Linked DNA regions of Mus musculus: region 2 is linked to region 1. The links are chromatin loops, found by intact Hi-C in ENCODE. Cell type or tissue: left cerebral cortex. All regions are shown on one strand.

Region 1 (2,500 bases):
GCTCCTTTTCTTGTTTTTCAAAACCTGGCTCCTTTTGCTGTCATTACAGGTGGTGTTTGTATCCACTTTAGTCTGCTTGGCAGTCTTTCTCTATCTGTGGCTTTGTCCTTAAGACCTGCATCTACTACTACTACCTTTTGTCTTGGATTAGTGAATGCATTTCTGATTTCCCTAGTCTCTTCTCATGAATCTTTGGTGCTGGATTGCAACTTCAGAGACCTGCCCATCTTCTTCACCCCAACTACCAATTCAGCACATGCTTTTGATAAACAAGACTGAGGACAATGTAGCGACTGATCAAGAGCTTAAACCACCTGGTTTCACTGCGAAAGACTTTTATTTCTTTTACAACTTCATTTTTCAGGTTGTAGTCTAGCCAAAATAACTTCTAATATTTACAGACTTGCTTTTAATACCGTGTGCATTTCCCTGCAATGGTCTTCTCTAACCATCTGCTTTGGCGTGGCATCCATACTTTTTATGCTTTGTGAAATTCCGTGAGTCCTTAAAATTTTTTTTTCCCTCTGGGAAAATTCAAGTTTCATGGGGATATGGATAAAACATTACCGTTTTATTATCTTTCATATCTTCACTAAGTAATAAATGAGTTACATCGTGGCTGTTCAGAAAAAGAGGAATGGCATCCGTTTACATAGAATCTGACTTTGAGCGTTGCCCGTTGCCCCTTGGGTCAGCTGGCACTGACTGCAACACTGAGAAAATGTCATACCTTTTTTAGGAGAACCAGGGCCAGGGCCCCGCCCCTCGTTCCGGCTCCGGCCCCGCCCCCGTTCCGGACCCCGCCCCCCTAGGCTCCAGGGCGCACGCGCAGGGCTGAAGCTGGCGCGGCCGTCCCCTCCCCCACCCCCTCCGCCGGAGGGGAACCGGCTGCCGCGGCTGCTGGGGCCGGCGGCGTCGGTAGTCGTCATGGAGTACCCGTGGGATGATCTGACTCTGGCCTTTTCCCGCACGTCCATGTTTCCCTTTTTTGATATCGCCCACTACCTGGTGTCGGTGATGGCGCTGAAGCAGCGGCCAGGTGAGTGAAGGGGCCCGACGCGCTCCCGGTTCCGCGTCCTCACTGCGGGAGGCAGGGACGCCGGGATGCCCTGCGGCCCACCCCTCAGTACCGAGCACGGGACTCAGACGTAGGCTGAGGAAGGTCATGTAGACCCCTGAGCGGGACGTCTCAGGTGGGACCTAGCACCTTGCTAGCGTGTTGAACCAGGAGAGGGGGTGGCTTTGCGGTTTCTCAGTCAGCCACTGGAGGCACGGTCCGGGTAACAGTCGCTTGGCATGTAGTTCAGCCCTCTGTGAAACATGTGGGATGGGATGGGATTTTCACAACGTTGAGTTCCATGAACCATGTGACCAAAAAGCAGTGTTTGTACTCCTGTCTTTGACATTGAATGTAGTGGGTTTCCTTTTAAAGTTCCCCATTTTCCCATTATTTTTCTGAGTCTGTCTTTGAGTTCAGGCATTTCTCTGCCTTCCTTGTCCGGGAGGTGAAGGGTGAAAGTTTAAGGGTTGTCTTACCTTTTCTGGACCACTAATTCTTTAAATCCTTGCCTCATACGTTTTTGAGAGTTTTCTGTGTCTAACTCGTGGAGGAACAGGTCATCCTCGTGGGAGACTGTTTCTCTGATTAAAGAGAACTACAGTTTCGTTACTGCTCCATATCTAGAATCCGATAGTATCTTGTATTGACTAAATCAGACGTTTTCAAAGTGTGGCTCACTTCCCAGGTTCTTCCCTGTCACACACTGTAAAGTTCATTATTTTCATAATGTATCTTCAGAGGTTATTTATCCGTTCTTGCCTTTATGAGTGTACAGCGAAGTTTCCCAATGGCCGTGTGACTTAACAGTGTTGTAAGAGATAATGAAACAGCTGATGAGTCCAAGCATTTCTGTTTGAGGCTAGACATTAAGGAGATTTGCCTAATTAGATAGCAATGTGCCTTTTCTCACGAAATACTTTTTTGATTTTGAGAATAGTTATTTTAGTAAAGAACACATTATTTACATTTAATGCATTATTTTAAAATCCATATGTAACTGCTTTAAAAACTGTTAACGTTTCCAAATGCTAAATATAAACACCAACTCTAGGTCCTTCCTTGTTACTGGAGATAGAAGCTACTGAAGTACCCACCCACTGAGTAGAGCCCCAGGCCAAGAAATTTTAAAAATATTTTTAAAGGTATGATCTACATAAATATATTCGCTATTTTTTTATCACAAAGTTATATGATAAAAATATAAAGTATTTTATATTCCAAAGCACTTTATCCCTCTGTAGTCTCTTCCCCTAAATTCTGGCATCCCATTCATGCCCTCTTTAAATTTTAGGGGTCAGTATGGGTCTAAAATTTGAGAATCACTTGGATAATTGAATGCTAATTACCAAGGAGGGAAACATGTTTTTCTCCCAGTACTAGGAAATGATAGTATTCAGAGGAGAATGCCTGCGCCAGCATCCAGGGAGTGTGTTAGAGGAC
Region 2 (2,500 bases), 87 kb before region 1:
ATTTTCAGCTTTTCCTCTACTGTTCTAACTTTGTAGGTTTCTGACTGTAGTGATATAAAAATGATTTTGGTGGGCGTAAAAGTTCAACTGTAACAAGTCATATGAGACCAGAAAGGCAGTGAAAACAGGCCGTTGGACTGTGGGGATTTGGTACCCCAGTTCTACTTGCCCTTCACTTTCTGGGGTTCTCTGCCTCTCCTCACAGAGATCTGCCTGCCTCTGTGCCATCATGGCCAGCTCTCCAGTTCTTCACTTGAGTGCTGGCCCCGATTCCCCTCAGGCATGAGCTGTGACTGGTGAGCTACACCCTTTTCTCCCCCAAGTTGCCCTTTGATTGTAGTGTTTATCACAGTACTGGAGAGCAAGCTAGAGCACATAGGAGCTACTAAGTGCCAGCTCTTTCATTGCTGCCCCAGGTCCAAGACTCAAATACAAGGCTTCTCACATACTGTATGCTGATACCCAAGACAGCCCAAGAGGTTCTTCTAGCTCTTCCTGGTCTTTTGAATTTATTACTGTAAGGCTGTCAAATTTACTGAGCTTCGTGGTAGAGGCTAGAGAGCAGCATGTGTGTTAGGCCTGTTGTGCAGGCAAGTTCTGCCTCCACCACACAGTGATAAGAGGTAGGAGGGATGGATTCAGTGCTTCTTCCTGCCCTATGGGCATTGCCCACCTCTGCCCTAGCAGTTGCCATGGTGAATTGTGAGTGTCTTGCTTCCTCCTAATTTTGGGAGCTTCCTGGTAGCAGGCGTCTTAGTTTATTCACGACAGTCATTGCAGCCATGTCATTAGTGATGCCTGACTTGTTTTCACCGCTGCCCTTGTGATGTGCAGTGACTAGAGGGCTTGGTCATGGTCTTACTTTATCCTCTTACATTAGAACCATGAGTAAGATACCAGGAGTGTACACTTTCAAATTAAAGTTGGCATACACCCATTTGAACACTTGATGGCGCCAAACAGTCTTAAATGGTTGTAGAGATGAACTAATCCAATAACCCTAGTAGAGTACCCCCTAGCATTCTCGTTTGTTTTAATAATGATATTTTAAAAGCAGTGTCTGACTTATGTAACAGTTGCCAGTACAATAGAAATAATGCCTCTTTTTTTCTGGCACATTTGAGAGTAATCTATAAACCAGTATCCCAAAGCCTCACATAGCTTAGTTCTTTCTAAAAACACAACAGAACAAAACTAGACTATTTCCTATGTCTGAACATGAAAATCAAGAATTAACATAAATTGCTTTTAATCTCAATCTAAGCTGCGTATGATGGCACATGCCTGTAATCTTCATGTTTGGAAAGCCAGGGCCGGAGGATTGCCAAAAGTTCCAGGCAAGCCAAGGCATATGGCAAGACCAATTTAAAGACAACAACGAAAGTCCACATTCACATCTTGCTGGTTGTCCTCATAATAGGTTTGTATTGAAAGGATTCTGTTTACAATCACATGCTATACTGATTTCCTGTTTCTTTAATTTCTTGTAGTCTGTGCTGGGTTCTCTACCAGTTTGGGTAACTACTCTCATAGCTTTGATAATTTTGGAGGTTATATTATTTTGTAGACTGTCCCTCTGGTTTTCCTCATAAAGAGCATGGCAGTGCTGCTATGCTTGCTCTTCTCATTATGTCCCAGAAGGTGCTACCTGACCCCCTGTTACTGCTTCTCGCCTGGCTTTTCCTGAGGAAGCGTGAACAATTAGTGTTCACCCCAGATAGGACACTAACAGCACACTGAAAACCGATTCCACCCGAGTCTAGCGTGGTGAACCCCTGAGTTTGTTAAGGTTACTTCCGAGACCATGGGTGAGAAGTTCCAGGAGTCTGATGTCTCTGTCAGCTGCATCACCACGAAGCTCACCTCTGTGTGAGGAACACTTAGAAAAGCTGTGTACCCTGAAGTTCCACACAGCACCAGGGGGCATCATCAGTCTCAGCACCTACTATGACTGCCTAGGGGCAAGGCCTTGGGGATCTCCTGAGACCTTTAGTTCTCATGACTTCTCGAGTCCTGTGGCCTCCCTTCTCCCTCTGGCGGGAATGTTCAGAGGAAGGCCACAGAACACTGCTGGGGTTGCATCCTGCCTCTTACCTGCTGCCTTCACTTTTGTGCTATTGCATTTTTCCCTTTGTAATCAGAAGCATTTGTTTGCAAGCTACTTTGTAACTATTAAAATATTATATTTCTTATCAAATTTATTGTTAAGATAAGAGACTCATGGTTTCCTGTTTAATGAGTTATTTTAATCTTCAGATTGGTCCACATTTGGCCAGTTAAAAACTCTTCCGGATAGCTTTTGTATCTTCTGGCTTATCTCATTCTTTCTTCCATTTTAGTAAAATACAGATATTCTAGGCTCATCCTGTGATTTTCCTATCCCAGCTCTGGGGTCAGCCATTTCTCCTGAGTCCTTGTAGAAGCCGACATCTGGGGAGTAGGTAGTATGCCCATTGCTCTTTGGGTTTTGCTGTACACAGCTGTCTCACTTAATAGAAAC

Evidence for each region. A loop is a pair of places that touch in the nucleus more often than their neighbours do. Peaks named below come from ENCODE experiments on the same cell type or tissue, not always from the same donor. Only the 100,000 strongest peaks of a DNase experiment are listed, where the experiment ranks them.
Region 2: a loop joins it to region 1, with 2.9 times the contacts of the local background. A loop is called at or near these places in 9 of 42 quality-filtered maps.

Annotation. Positions count from the first base shown.
Region 1 is chr4:53,825,182-53,827,681 of GRCm38, forward strand. Tmem38b (transmembrane protein 38B) reads left to right here and starts at 864. Exons shown (of 6, transcript NM_028053.2): 1 at 864-1,039. The coding sequence starts at 928. In left cerebral cortex, a CTCF peak has its summit at 1,251; DNase peaks (open chromatin) are centred at 895, 1,212 and 1,709; H3K4me3 peaks cover 1,671 bases; H3K27ac peaks cover 440 bases.
Region 2 is chr4:53,738,507-53,741,006 of GRCm38, forward strand. The region is part of intron 6 of Fktn (fukutin); the gene reads left to right. Among named protein-coding and RNA genes, the nearest start is that of Fktn, 26 kb to the left of the region's middle. In left cerebral cortex, a CTCF peak has its summit at 950 (motif pointing right); a DNase peak (open chromatin) is centred at 937.